Linked DNA regions of Homo sapiens: region 2 is linked to region 1. The links are chromatin loops, found by intact Hi-C in ENCODE. Cell type or tissue: natural killer cell. All regions are shown on one strand.

The links. Peaks named below come from ENCODE experiments on the same cell type or tissue, not always from the same donor. Only the 100,000 strongest peaks of a DNase experiment are listed, where the experiment ranks them.
Region 2: a loop joins it to region 1, with 3 times the contacts of the local background. A loop is called at or near these places in 6 of 110 quality-filtered maps.

Annotation. Positions count from the first base shown.
Region 1 is chr6:137,923,351-137,931,350 of GRCh38, forward strand. No RefSeq gene overlaps it. Among named protein-coding and RNA genes, the nearest start is that of LINC02865, 18 kb to the right of the region's middle. RefSeq lists enhancers at 2,330-3,529, 4,375-4,614. In natural killer cell, no CTCF peak of the experiment used is centred here; DNase peaks (open chromatin) are centred at 4,611 and 5,111; H3K27ac peaks cover 819 bases.
Region 2 is chr6:137,711,362-137,719,361 of GRCh38, forward strand. No RefSeq gene overlaps it. Among named protein-coding and RNA genes, the nearest start is that of LINC02539, 24 kb to the right of the region's middle. RefSeq lists a silencer at 7,460-7,666. In natural killer cell, no CTCF peak of the experiment used is centred here; DNase peaks (open chromatin) are centred at 4,570, 5,560 and 6,230; H3K27ac peaks cover 3,013 bases.

The sequences.
Region 1 (8,000 bases):
TTCCAGCACTTATTGATAATGACAATGATAATGATGATGATGTCCCTGGCTCTGAACCAATATTTTATCACTTAATGAATACATTTGAATACTGTCTGGGACACACTGGGGATTTTCCTCTGCTGTATTTCCCTTCCAGTAGAGAAAGAACCAGGATTAGACCACAGAGCCCAGTCAGAAATTTACTTGGTGGCTGGTGGTGGGGTCACTTAGATGCTGATATTTCCCTGGGATGAAGGTAAGAAGGAAGGGGTGAAAGGAAGCTTGGTGGACTCTGGCTCATGAAGACTGGCTGATGGGTTCAGGTTATTGCCCTTTTCCCAGCCTGTTTCGGGGAGGTCAGGGAACAAAAGCACCATGATGACTTTGGAAAGAAGGAGAGGTCTTACAGGGTCAGAGGGGTACATTAGCTGCAAATTTTTCCACTATGTGGCCTCCTAGAAATAACTGGAGTACGGGAATTAAAAAACTCAGTCCTCAGCCTTCTTCTGAACCAGCTGAGTGACACTGGGCAAGCCACTTAACCACTCAATGGCTAAAAGTTGTCGCTGTAATCACAGTGCCATAGTGCAAATCAAAACTAGGTAATACATGTAAAATCTCTTCACAATAAAACCCTTTCCATGCTCTGTGAAGTGATATAGATAGCAAAGCACTGTTCCCATTGTGTTCTGGTCACTTAGGTGTCCTGGAGTTTGCTGCATCAGCTATTTGGGCAGGGCCCTTGTGAGCAGCCCCAGGTCTAGCATAGAGCCTGGAAGTGAGCATTGTTGCGTGGGTTTGCAGCTTATGTTGCCTATAATTTTAGCTGTGAATGGTGCTTTTGTCTCTCTTGAAATCAGATAAGAGCCTAAGGGAAACAAGAACTTTCCAAGATACTGTCATCTATCCTTTCCCTCCACCAGCTGTAAGGTAATAATCAGAAGTTCCTTGAAAATGTTGATTTTCCTGCTGGACATCTGCTAGAACACTCCCGCCTGTGAACGCCCAGGACAGATCTGAGGGGGGCCCTGAAGGGTTGTGCATCATCCACAATGGCCTTTGCCTTTTCTATCCTTTGCAACTATTTCTCCACACCTTCTTTTGCACAAGACTGTAGCCTCTGTTTCTCTTCATTCATCATGATAAAATCCAAATTGCCCAATAGCTGCTACTGTGTAAGAACAGCTCTTCCTTCTTCAGAGAACCTTCCTGGACCACCTAGCTTTGGAGCTAGCTGAACTTTGACCTACCCCCTCCTACTCAAATCCTGTAAAGCATTTCATGTTCCTTCCCTAAGTTAGAAAGCTTCCTTGGAGTTTTCTCATGCCTGGCATTCTGGAGCAAAACTATGTTAATGATGCTGTAGTAATTTTCCTAGAATCTGGGTCTGAGAGGCCCAGATTTTTTTTTTATGGCAGTGGGTGCTAGGATGGGGTATTTCGTATTTTCAGACTTTTCTTCCATTGTCAGTAGAAAAAAAGACATATTTCCTTCTGTCCTTGCTGTTGTAATCATTTAGATGGCTCTGGGTCTTCTATACCAAATTACTATCGTTTTGTTATAGAATCAACTTCGATGACTGATCAAGTCTTCAGCCTTGTTTTAGACAAGGCCAGGACTAGGATAAGGTTAGTGAAGCACTTGCTTTTGAGCACAGTATTTAAGGAGATGGCCAAAAACTCAGTAACCAAGATAACTAGTATTTTAATGTGTCTTTTAAAAATAGACACTAATGCAAAAAAAATCCATGATGAGCAAAATATGATAATTTTAAATAAACCTGAGGTCAATATTATTGAGTTTTCTTTTTGCTCCAGGCTGCAATGTAACCTGGCATAGCACTGGCCTGGGATATCTATTTCTGATAGGTTTCCTTCATCAGGGTCTTTTCTGATTTACCAGACTGCTTCATTTTCTCTGTGGATCACGTACCTCCAGTGGGAGTTTCCCTAAGCCACAGCACCCTCAAAAGCCTTCAATGTGCTCTTCTCCTTCCTTTACCCGTGACTTCATCCTCATGTGCGTAACGGCAGCAGCCAACATTTCTCGCCAATGTGCCAGGCTCTGAGCTAAGATCTTCACATTCATTGTCAGCTAACCTCACAATGTGCACAGGTACCAATTCAACAGGTCCTGGTATTATCCCGGTTTTATGTTTTATAGCTGAGAAAGCTTCAGAGCGATGCTATCACAGCCATAGGTGGCACAGCTAGTGCACAGCAGAGCCACCCTCACCCACCCCTCTGTATTGCTCCTCACAGTTTCAGTCCTCAGTCTTTTCTTTCTTCTCGCCATTCACGAATCCCGTCAGTATTCACTTTCCAGGACCTGTCGACGTTTCTCTTTAAGAGCTTTCTGTTGGATTAGAAGCTCCACTGAAATTCATCTTGCTGAAATGCAAAGCTAGATGAAGGAACCTCAGAGAGAAAGCATTGATCCAAAGCAATTAATTCCCTCAATTTGCCGAATAGGAAACGGAGTCCTGGAAAGGTGATACGATTTGCCAGCCTTCCCTGTTGATGACGCGGCAGGATCACCTGCTCTGCCACTCTGCCTTTCCCCTCCCTTTCCACCAGACTCCAGCTCCTCTCCATACAGGACTGGGACCCCCAAAGTGTCCTGCCCACCCGAAGTTTTCCTCTCAGGCCTCCGGCTGTGTGCTTTGTTCCCAAAATTGCTCCAATTTCCTCCCCTTCGAGCCCACTTCCTCCCTAACCCCCAGACACAGGCATTGATCTCTTCTTTTGTGCTAGGGGTTTTGCTGATATTTGTAGGTGGCCCTCTGAAAAACATAAACAAAACTGGACCTGACTCAGAATAAAGTGGTAAAGCTGGAGGGAAAAGGGGGATGGGGCCCAGCTTCGGAGAGAAAATTACCTCCAAACTTTAGACTGCTGGTTGGCTTCCAAGTACAGTGTGTGGGGTGGATCACCATCACTAAACCAAGCCCACCTTTTAGGGGAAGGGGTATTATTCAAAACACCTCTTTATCCTGACCTGCCAGGACCAGTTCCCCTCCCCCGTGCCAGCTGTAGTTACAGCCCTCTGAGTCAACAAAGGGGTTGGGCTTGTAAGACTTCATTTATAAGCACCTAAATTCCCTTTCACTTACTCCCAGAAGCTCATTAATAGATCAGTTGGTCAACATCTTGGAATGTGCCTTGGAAAAGGATAGGATAGATGAAAGGAAAGTTTCCATGAGAGGAGAGGAATTTAAGGCCAAAGAGTAGCCTGAAATGTCCCAAGCTCTCATTAGAGATTGGCAGGCTCAGTTGTTGCATTGCTACACATGGTTCCTAAATTCCACCAACAGAGAAAGGTAGTCAGAGGTTTACCCAAAAAGACTGTCTGCTGGTCATGTTACTGCTTATGCTGGCAAATGATTAATAAGTTGGGAAGAAAAAAACCCAAAAGATTTGTTATAAAACATTCTGTGGAAACTTGGGGCAGAGATTGCACCCAAAAAATCAGCGATTTCAAGTTAATGGTGATCAGGTAAAGGAGATATTTTGAAGTAATGTGATGCAAAGCTACTACCACTGATTACAGAGTTTGACATCACTGCTCCAAGGTAGGAAACAGGAGATCAGTAGGAATTCTTTACCTTCCTTCCACTTTTCAAATGGAGGCGAAGAATTAGCTTCTATGAATCCTTTAGCAACTCATAGCAAGAAAGAGCTTTTCTCCTTGTCCTGGTCCAAATTAGCCACAGGCTGGAGTTATTGAGAGGAACAGCACATTGAAGTTGCACAGAAAGTTGTTTTCAGGGAGGACAGAAAAAAATGGAAACTGAATTGGGCAGACCATGTGCCTCCCTAAATCCAAAATTAAATCCACGATACATAATCTGCCTGCCTTCTCACATTGCACTGTGCTGGGTGGCCAAACATACCAAGGGGCTCCTGCTGAACTGGAAGCGGGCTGTCATCTTAGCCTCCATGAAAAGCTCATCTTTGAAAACTCATCTTTCCTTACGGGACTACTACATTTTACAAGGATTTTTTTTCTTCTAAATGCAATACATTGATGTTTACTTTTTAAACAAAAATGCTCATTATTGAATTTTTTTAGTTGATTCTACTTTTGCAGTTTGTGTAATTGACATCCTAGGTGACATGGAGATTCCTGTGGCTGCCTGACTCCAGGCAGTGGCTCCCAGAAGCTAGCAAGCAGAGCACACTGCCCAGAGTTGGGATATCAATACCCTTTGTGAAAACCACAAAATAGGCAATTTGAAAAGTAGAGAGAACTCTGAAGAGGAAAAAAGGTCCCTTGCCATTTTACTACTTTCAGCATTTTAATTAAAATGTATTTTTGTCAATGCAATGGTTGTTTCAGACATTTTAAGAAAACATCTTGATTCCAAACCCCGGGGTAAATTAAGTCAATAAACTTTTGAAGACTTGTGCCATGCTGCAGATGGACTTTAAAAGCCACTGGGGGGTGGGGAGAATGGGGGTTTCTAAATATAATAAACTTCCCAAAAAGGCAATTTCAAGCCTAACTGAAGTCATACTATTTTTGAAAGTGGAAATCCCCCTTTTCACCACACAACCCCGTGGTCGAGCCATCTAAGAATTCAGCTTCTGTGCCAGTGATAGGACAAAGCTCATCCTCTGCCGAATGCCACAGTCACTCCTCTTCCTTCCTGCCACCCACAGGGTCAGCAACAAGCACTATCAGTTAAACGTGACACCTGGTGTCTGCGGGCTGCCTCCGGTGGGAGCCAAATCCCACGTGTTGGTGTGGTTCCCACTTAAATAGATGTTTTCCTTTGAATCGTTTCTTTTCAACCTTGATTTCAGTTCTGTGCTAGTTTCTGGACTTTTGCCAGCACTTCTTCATAAAACAGCTTGTATTTGCTTTGAAAAACAAGAAAGGTTTGCATTTTGGAAAATATACTTCATACTTCATACTTCTAACCTTTACCATGGCCTGAAGGAAAAATGTAGCAGTTTCTTTCTGTAAATTTTAAATATAGGAAAGATAGCGGTCACTTTATAAAGAAAGCCAAACTTGTCCACATCCTTACACTCTTCCTCAAAGTTCATTTCCACATTCAATTTGGGTCGGGCTTTGTTTAGAGTGCCAATGAGCCTGCCTGGGCCACTTCTGCATTCTTGATGTTTGCAGCATTCACTGCAGAAACTGGCATTAAGACAGGCCTCTGCCACCCACAGCAATGCTCCTGCCACCTCCCTCCACTGTGCAGCCCCAAAGTGACAGAGGCTGAGGATCCCCAGCAAAGCAAACTGCTTCTGTCATCTGCTTTCAGGCAATTTTGAGGCACCTTTTCTTGGCTTATTTCCACTGCTAAGCCCTGACACAATATAATATTTCAAAAGCCCCTAAGTGCTGACAGAATACTCAAAATCACATTTTACAAAACCAAAGACAGAGGCCTCCCGCTGCTTATTAATGCCCATCATGATAATTCCTTACTTTGTCATAGTCTATGTATTTGTGTTGTTGTTAGTTTGTGTTGTTGATTTGTTCAGCCAAGGATCAAGCAACAGAGTGCAAGTGAGGCCACCCAGCGAGGGGGAGAAGGTGCAGCCTCTCAATCTACAGTGTACTTCTAAACATTCACTTTTTTTCTGATTATATAGGTAATTCACGTTTACGTGAGAAATTTTGGGGAAATTTGCAGAACATTAAGAAAAAAAAATTATTGCTCTAGATCATCTCCCCAAAATTGCACCTCAATATTTTGGGAAATATTCTTCTAGCATTTTTTTCTATGCCTTTAAATATTCATCACCACCACCCCCTGCCCCTCTCCTACCCCACTCCTCCAGTTGGGATCATGTTAAACATACTGTTTCATAACAGTATGTCTAGCACACTGTTATGGTGTAGTGTAATTAGTTTTCTGTCATTTAATTTGATCCATCTTTTGTTTCATTTGTTATTATAAAAACCCAGAGTAATAGCCAGAGCAGATGTTATTAGCCCCATTTCACAGATTAAGAAAATGATCACACCTGTAATCTCAGCACTTTGGGAGGCCAAGGCAGGCAGATCAAGAGGTCAAGAGATCGAGATCATCCTGGCCAACATGGTGAAACCCCATCTCTATCAAAAATACAAAAATTAGCTGGGCATGGTGGCACATGCCTGTAGTCCCAGCTACTCGGGAGGCTGAGACAAGAGAATTGCTTGAACTTGGGACGCAGAGGTTGCAGTGACCCAAGATTGCACCACTGCGCTCCAGCCTGGCGACAGACTGTGACTCCATCTCAAAAAGAAAAAAAGAAAAAAAAGAAAATGAGACACAGAAGTGCCTATACTAAAGTCATAGCATGGTTAAGCTTAGGTCTCCCAACTGCCAATAAAGTGCTCTTTGTCTACATCAAATTAAAGGGAGAGAAAAGCACAATGTAGGGGTCCTCAATATTCCTTTGCAAGAATAAGAGGCATTAATGATAGGTCATTGACATAATGACTCCTTAGAGAAGAAAAAAATAATATTTTACTACTATAGCAATAATGGCACTGATTTACAAATGACAGAAAATACAATGTTTTCAGGAATTTAAAAATATTTGGGAAATGTTGGTGAATATATGAAATTTTCATTCATTGCTGGTGGGAGTGTAAATTGACACAACCACTTTAGAAAACTGGTAAAACATAATGAACATCCTAACACACAGCATTACCATTCCTTGGTATATAACACACAGCATTACCCAACACACAGCATTATCAATCCTTGGTATATACCTAAGAGCAGAGCAAGGTTCAACAAACTATGGTGTACAGGTCAAATCTGGTCTTTGTAAATAGCACTTTATTGAAACACAGCTACATCCATTTGTTTATGTCTTCTCTAGAGCTACTTTGGCACTGCAATGGCATAATTGCGACAGACAGAAACCATATGACCCGTAGATCCTAAAGGATTTACTCTTTGACCTTTTACAGTAGAAATGTGCCACTCTCTCTGCCTGGGAGGATAAATGCATATATTCACAAAGCAGTATGTTAAAGAATGTTTATAACAGTTTTACACACAATTGCCAAAAACTGAAACCCACCCAAATGTCTGTCAACAGTAGAACAAATAAATCTTGGTATAGTTATACAATGGAATACTATACAATGATGACAAAGAACAAACTATTGCTTTTTTTTTTTTTTTGAGATGGAGTTTCGCTCTTGTTGCCCAGGCTGGAGTGCAGTGGCGCAATCTCAGCTCACTGCAACCTCCATCTCCTCAGTTCAAGCGATCCCAAAGTGCTGTGATTATAGGCGTGAGCCACCATGCCCAGCATTTTTTTTTTTTTTTTTTTGAGATGGAGTCTCACTCTGTCGCCCGGGCTGGAGTGCAGTGGCACAATCTTGGCTCACTGCCACCTCCACCTCCTGGGTTCAAGTGATTCTCCTGCCTCAGCCTCCTGAGTAGCTGGGATTACAGGCACCCGCCACTACACCCATCTAATTTTTTGCATTTTTAGTAGAGATTGGGTTTCACCATGTTGGCCAGGCTGGTCTTGAACTCCTGACCTCATGATTCGCCCTCCTCGGCCTCCGAAAGTGCTGGGATTACAGGTATGAGCCACCATGCCCGGCCAAACTATGGCTATCTACAAAAGTGATATATTTCACAAACATAATGTTATACAAAGAGTACTTACAAAACGATTCCATTTATATAAAGTCTAAAGACCAGTCAAAAATTAACATATGGTGATCCAAATTAGAATATTGGCTACCTTAGGGTGGTTATTGACTGAAAGGAGGCATGAGAGAGAGGCTTCTGGGGTGCTGGCAGTGTTAATCTGGGAGGTAAATAGGGCATGTTTATTTTAAAATCCAACAAACTCTATACTAAAAAGTACGTTATACCTCAAAAGAAATTTAGAAAACTTGTGAAGTATGAGAAATGGTCAGAAGAGATGGTAAAGGAATACAGAAAAATCTATCGTAATGTTGTCAGATGTAATTATTACCACTATATGATTATAGACGTCTCTGATTGGACAGAATAATGTAATAGCATTTTTGTTAGCAAA
Region 2 (8,000 bases), 210 kb before region 1:
CTGTGATCCCTTCTGGAAGAGTTTGCCTAGTTGTGGACTCAGAGGCTGCCATTGATTGCAATGAAAATAATTTTCCACTTGACAGTGATAAAAAAAAAAAAGTATTACAGCCTCCAAAATAAAGCATGGAAGAGAGATAAGGAGTTTGGGAGATGGGTTTCCATTTTAAATACGATGCTCAGGGAAGGTCTGATTGAGAAGGTTCCATTTGAGCAAACACTTGAAGGAGGTGCGGAAGAAAGATATGTAGCTATCTTGAGGAAGATCATTCCAGACATAGGGAACCACAAATGCAGAGGTTCTCAGCCATGAGTTTGCCTGGCCAGCTCCAGCAACAGGAAGGAGGCCAGTATGACCACGTGGAGTGAGCAGGGTGGCAGGAACTAAAGTTCGAAGTCACACGGGACCTGTCTTTCCAGGCTCTATAGGTCATTGGAATAACTTTGGGCTTTTACTCTAAGATGGTTTTCCACTGGACAGGAAAGTGGTCAAATTTATATTTTTATGTGATCAGTCTGGCTGCTGTATACCAGAAGGGAATAGAGAAAGATTGTGGAGGTCAATTATGAGACTACTGCAATGAGCCAGGCAAAGGTGACCATGACTCAGATCAAAATGGTAGCAGTAAAGGTGGTAAGTAGTGATGAGACTCTGGTTATGTTCTGAAAGTGAAGCCACTGGGATTTGCTATTGGATTGGATGTGGGGGAGAAACAAAGGGAGGAGTCAATGATGCATCCAAGGATTTGGGCTTTAGCAGCTGGAAAGATGGAGATGCCACAAATGCAGGAGGGAGAAATTTGGGAGAAGTTAGTATCATTTTACAGAAGAAGGAACTGAAACTTAAATAACTTATCCAAACTCACATAGGAAATGAGTTATTCAAGTCAAGAATCAAGCCAAGCCAGGCCATTTCCAAGCTCATGCATGTGTTTTCTGTCTCTCAAGTCCGTGAGAAGAGTATCCAGGGAATAATGGGAGCTGAGTAGATGGAGCAGCTAATTCTGTCTGCCATGGGGTTCAAAGGTTTCACAGAAGAAAATGTGCAGCTTGGCCTTGAGGGGTCTGGACCAGGTCTGGGAGAAGGGCAGGTATTCCAGATAGAAAGGAACATGGATAGGACTGAACAATCAATAGTGTAGGGAAAATTCAGAGGTTTGAAATGTCACTTTATAATTCTGTAAAGCTGTCTTATTCATGTGAACATAGGGTCATACTGCAGCAATATTTCAATATGTATTCAGTGAGTAGCTAACTCTATTATTGCTAGATGTGGGAATACAATGTTTTCACTGTGCATTTATTATTATGCATATAAGCATGCGCAAAGATGGGGTCTGCATTGCCCCTCTGTTGAGAAGGAGGCACTGCCAGGTGCTGCGGACATTGCACCAGAGTGATGCAATGAGGCTGGTACAGGGACAGTAGAAAGAAGCTGGAAGATGGAATGGGCAAAGGCTTCTGCCTGGTGAAGAGCCGCTGGCACTGCCACGCACAAGAAGCAAATAGAGAGGATGAAATCCCTTCTCCCTCCTTCTGCCTTCCAGTCTCTCCTCACGGTCCTTTGGGGCAGAACCCAACTGGGAGCTGACATGGAGATAATAGGGATATCAGAGTCCAGCCCAGCATCAGAAAATTGAGTATTAACAGCTTAGTCTGGAGCTGACAGACACTAGGGTATCAACCACTAAAGCAGTAAAATAGGCATAATAATACCTGCCTTAAAGCCAGATTAGATTTTATGTGTAAAAATACAAAGCGCTTTGTATTGAAAACAACATTATTGACAAAGGCTATGGAAGGTTTATTGGGCTGGTTGTAGAGGATCAAACTGATGTATAGGATGTGGACAGTCTGCTTTTTAGCCACTAACTTGTACATACGTAAGCAAATAAGATAAAATTGACTTTAACCTTGAACTTCCATTTTGGAAAAGTGTCAAACTGCTTTGTTATAGATGCTTGTAAACAGGGTGAAAGATGTCCAATGTCCTGATTCTGATGACTATGCTTGTGAGAGCCCCTCCCCCCGACATGTAGGGCAATTTTCTGATTCTGGAAAAATCTCATGTCCTGGCTCTGGGAAAGGAGCTATCTCAGACTTGCTTCTGCTCAACAGGGAGCCTGAAAGAAGCTGGATTATTGGATGAGGTTGCACATGTATTGCTGGAACACGCCTATTGGGAAAAACCACTTTGTGTGGTGTTTGTTGTTTATGGTAGACACTGATATTTATATTTGACTTTTTTTCCGAGTAATTTTGCCACATAGCTTCTCAAACACATTATATTTCCATTTCTATTGGTTCGGGTCACAGAAACAAATCCTGTATTAACATGTAGTTGATCCCCAAAACTTTGCCTCTGAATTATGACATTTATCTTTAAGAATTGTTACTTTTGTTTTCCAAAGGGACCTTCACTTTGTATTTCATGAGATTCCATGTGTTACAGATTATATTGATTTACTAATTCTACAAATAATAATTGAGGGCTTACCATGTGCCTGATCCAACGCTAAGGGATCAACCAGAAAGTGATTGTCCTTGCCTTCATGGAGGTTATAATCTATTGAGAAAGAGATTATATATAAACACAAGAGATAGATATATAAACACACAAACACAAAGGCTCTCTATGAGGAAGGACTCTGTGAACTGGGATGAAGAGCATAGGAACTGAATTTAGCATATAAGTTTAGAGAGATCTCCTAAAAAAAAAATATTGGAATTGCAACCTATAGGACATGTCAAGCCCTTGATGGGTAAGTGGGTGTCTTGGCAGAATTGAAGGTAGAGGAGAAGACTACAAAGTGGTCAGTCAGTATGGCTGAGATGCAGTGAAAGGCCTCGGTGAGGCTAGAGAACAGCCAGACCCTCCCTGCATGCATTTTATTCTAAGGTCAACAGGAAGCCTTGGGGGACTTAAAAAATGGAGGGACATATTCCACTTTGACTTTTGTGTGGAGAATGGATGATGGTGCAGAAGTGGATGGAGGAGTTTAAGAGGATGCTGCAGTGGTCCAAACAGTGTCACCCTGTGTCTGTCTCCAGGGGTGGACATTCACATAGAGAGAGAAATTATCATGGCTTAGACTGGGGGAAGAGTGGTAAAGATACATTGAATTAGATTTGACCTCTATTTTGGAAATCTGATCTGCAAGACTTGGTTATTGATTGCATTCAAAGGAGGATATTCCTGGGTTCCTTGCTTGAGCAATTGGATGGATGGATAAAAGAGTTTCTGGATGAAAGGACTTGTGACAAGAGAAAAATGAAGGAAAAAGAGCCAAAAAGGATGTCAGGAATGAACGGCTTTCTACAACCAATCAATATATGTGCACACAATTAAAAGAAATGCACTCCTATATAAAAAGGACTCATACACAATAATTGTTGGTAACAGACCGACTCGTGGAAGACAGTATATATCCTTTTATTAAAAACTGAAATTTCTGTAGCAACAACTTAAAGTAGGGCCACTAGTTTTTCTCTACAAACTTATCTTGGTGAATTCACTACCATTTAAAATAGTTAATGCCTCTTGGCTTTAGAAATGGGAAAAAATCTCTAGGAACAATTATTTAATACATAATTTCAAGGCATATAAAAGGTAATCCTTTGGTGTCAATTTGCTCAACACAAAGTCATAGTTATTTACATCTTGGAGAATAAAGAGCCTTTGTTAGAGATGATCTGTGATTTTTGAAGATCATATTGATTCAGAAAATGGCAGAGTCAATATTGGAATCCAGGGGAAAATAAGAGTTGAAATTCTTGAATGAATCAGGACAGATGATCAGAATTACCTGGAGACAAAACTATCCACTTTCAGTTTTCAATAATCCCACCTGGCTGTCTATGCTCCCCAGAGTCATTGAAATACTGTTCCATGCTTTAATTTAATTGTTTGGATATGGTCATAAGCTTTGTAATAAACTCTCTAATTTAAATAGATCAATAAGATCATAATTACAGGTACTCCTTTAACAGTCTTTACTGTAGACCATGAAATGACAGAGAAAAACTTTCTATGATAACTAACTGCCAAAACAAAACTAAAACCTTCTAATTTGATTTCAAAGATATTTCCCAGTGTTAATCATGATAGACCAAACCATTAACTCATAATGGGATAAGGCTTTAAACATAGAAACTGTCACTCACTGAACCTGACCATAGAATAAGTGGCTTCTAACATTTTATTTTTAACATATCTCGGCTTAACATAGGTTATTTGTCACATGAAAATCCCAGCTGATGATGCCTGCAGATGAAAATAGGGTGATGAGAGTTTGGCCTTTGACATAGCAAAGCTCTGTTTATGGAGACACTGCTTAATGGTTCAGAGCGCAGACTCAGGGCTTAACTATCTGGATTTGAATTCCAACTGTCCCCTCTTACCACCACCAAATTTCTACCAGTATGATCTTCACTAAGTTGACATCAACAGTCTGCACTTTGGTTTCTTCATCAGTGAAGATAATAATCTACCCAACCCTAGGGTTTTGTATGGTTTAAGTGAGACAATGTGTCTAGAGGGTTTATGACGTGCTCTCTCCATGTAAGTACTAACACTCTGGGTGACTGTGTAAGAGGTGGTGTTTGTTTGGGTTTTAGCTCTTCATAAACCAACCACAGGAAGATGTGGTGACTTGATACGAGCAAATGCTTGTGCGGAATACTTTTTCAAACCATTCCTTGGGTGTATTAGAACCTAACCATAAACAATATGAAAAGCCCCACCTTTCAAAAAATTTGATGTTATTTGGATCCTTTTGACTGTACTATTTTTAACTTAGCTGATGAATGATATTCACATTCGAGATGCTTATCCCATTTAGGTATTATTTGAAGAGCTTGGAAAAGCAGTAAATGATGGCTTATATTTTAAGAATTAATTTTGTATTTATCATGACAGTCATATGCAGAGCCCTTGGCAAGCCTTATGGAAGAGATGCAAAAATCTTAAAATATGATTGCTTAGGCCAAAGTAGCTTATAGTCTTATCGGAGAGGTGAACATATATTCAGAAGATAAATTGAACCAAGCTGGGGGATGGCAGTGTTAAGTATAACTAAAATTAAAGTTCTCCAGTCTCAAATGCCAAATTACAATGCTGGAGTTACAGCCTTCCAATTACTTTTAAGCCCCATGGATATGCCAGAAACAGAGACTCCTCCTGGGGCCTGAGGCAGTAGGTATGGACAGGAGAGCAGGTCTTATAGAAGAGGCGAGGCTGCTTTTGAATTCCATCCAATGGTGTGGCAGTGGTGGGGTCTACCTATTTGGCTGGCCTTGGAAAGTAGGATAAATATCAGGGATATTTCTTTAGTACATTCTGATTTTTAGGAGCTTATTATTTCATCAAAGAGATGAGTTGTATGCCTCCCAAAACTGATCATTTCATTCCCCACGTAAAGCCCTTTAATGTCTTTCAGGACAAAACCACAGTCCTTAGCAAAGCATATAAGATCTTGAAGACTTGTTCCTGCCAGCAATGGTTAGGGGTGCTTTCATCTGCAAGTAATAAGACATTCAATCAACAGTGGCTCCAATCAGTGCTTCTTAAGCTCTAGTAAACCTTCCAATCACCAGGGCTTCTTATTAAAATGCACATTCTGATTTAGGAGGTTGGAGTGGGGGCCTGAGATTCTGCATTTCTAACAAGCTCCCAGGTGATGCTGATTCTGCTGGTCTAAGGCAAACTTGTGAATAGCAAGAGCTTAAAAAGACCTTTAAAAGATGGAGTTTTCTGCCTCTCACATAACAAGAAATCCGAAAGTTGTTCTACACTTGATTCAGAAGATCAACAATGTCATTGCTCTGGGATTGGCAGATCAGGGAGTAGCAAATTATGCCCCAAAGGCCAAATCTAGTCCAACAATTGCTTTTGTAAATAAAGTTTTATTGGAACACAGCTCTGCTCCCTTGTTTATGTATTGCCTATGGCTACTTTCGCACTAAAATGTTGGAGCTGTGACAGAGACCATATCACCCACAAAGCCCAAAATGTTTACCTTCACCTGGCCCTTTATGAAAATAGTTTGCTGACCCCCAGCTTAGACATCATTATTTGCCTCTGATCTGGGCACCTCTCCTCTCTAAACTCAGTGAGGACTCTGTTAACAAGGAAGAGAGGGAGGAGGGAGCCATGTCTGCAACGTGACTCCTCTCACTCACATCCTGCCATCCTTTGGTGTAGACTCACCTTGCAGCCATGGCAACCACGGGCAGTTCCCCAAAGGCATCATGCTTCACTGTGGCTTCAGAAAATGCCATGTGGGTTTTGAGGACAATGAGATCAGAATGTTTGCCTTAAACAATATAAAGGCTGAGACGCTGGGCAGGTAACTATGGGGACGAAACAGAGGGTGGCCTCAGGTTCCAAGCTAAAGCATTTGGACTTAAAAGTCATGGGGGTGGGCAGTGGCAGCCTTGGGGATTTGAAAAGCATAGGGTCAGTTTAGTGTTTTATGCATGTAATTCTGAGAATACTGGGCAGATAGCCTATTTATTAGTCTGTTATGACTGACATGAAATACCACAGACCAGGTGGCTACAACCACAGAAATTTAATTTATCATAGTTCTGGAGGCTAGAAGTTCAGATCAAGATGCTGGAAAATTCATCCTAGCAAGGCCCTCTTGCTGACTTGTAGATGGCCGCCTTTTCTCTGTGTATGAGCAGAGAGAAAGAGTAGTGTCTCATCCTCTTCCTATAAGGACACCAGTCCTATCAAATTAGGGCCCCATCCTTATAATCTCATGGAACCACAATTACCTCCAAAAATGCTCGGTCTCCTAACACAGTCACATGGGGTTAGGGCTTAAACATCTGAATCTGGGGTGTGTGGGGACATAATTCAGTTCATAACAGCTGCTGGAGGGAAAAATGTATGCAAGGAGACAAGTTGGACCTACACATGAAGTATTAGAGACTGAGAATACAAGCCCTGATCTAGAAAATTGGGCTCTAAGAATGGAAAGGAAGGAATGGGTGACAAGACAGAGACTGTTAAAAAAAAAATCAGTAGGTCTTGGTAACTAAATGAATTCAAACAAAGAGTGATTGTGTCTGACAGCTGTGTTTAAAGCCTAGTGAGTAGGGAATGGAGTCACAATTAACAGAAAAATGAAGACGTGGGAAACAAGAAAGTCTTTGGGCAAATGTAGTGGTTTGGGATCTATTTAGTCTGAGGTGAGGTTATCCAGGTGTATTTGGAGGACTATAAATTCTTCCCTGAAGTAAATACTACCTAACACACCTTTTATCAGGAAGTTATGAATATTGAATTTTTTTCAAAAGTCATTGCACCCTTCCCTTGAGACCCATGTAATTACATGTAAGAATGAATGTCAGGTTCTTCATTACCTATCCCCATCCCTACATACTAGGATTTTAGCCAACTTCTCTTATTCTGATGAGTGGGGATGAATTTATCACCATGACATGTTACACATAGGATACTCTAAAGAAATAGTTAGTGGAGATTCATTCACACATGCATTCAAGCAATAAATATATAGTAAATATATAGTTCTGGGCACTAGGGATTTTTTTTTTTTTTTGCAATTGCAAGATTTAATAGAGTAAAAACAGAGCTCCCATACAAAGGGAGGGGACCCAAAGGGGACAGCCATTGCCGGCTCCGATGCCTGGGTTTATATCCCGATCATTGTCCCTCCCCCTGTGCTCTCAGGCAATAGATGATTGGCTATTTCTTTACTTCCTGTTTTTGCCTAGTTAGCATTTTAGTGAGCTCTCTTTACTACCTGATTGGTTGTGTGTAAGCTAAGTTGCAAGCCTCGTGTTTAAAGGTGGATGTGGTCAACTTCCCAGCTAGGCTTAGGGATTCTTAGTTGGCCTAGGAAATCCAGCTAGTCCTGTCTCTTAGTAGCCCCTCTCAACAGGAAAACCCAAGTGCTCTTGCGGAGGTTGGCTGACGACAGCTCTAACTGCTTCCTGCTGAATTGGGGCATAGTAAGGGTCGTGCAGTTGAAA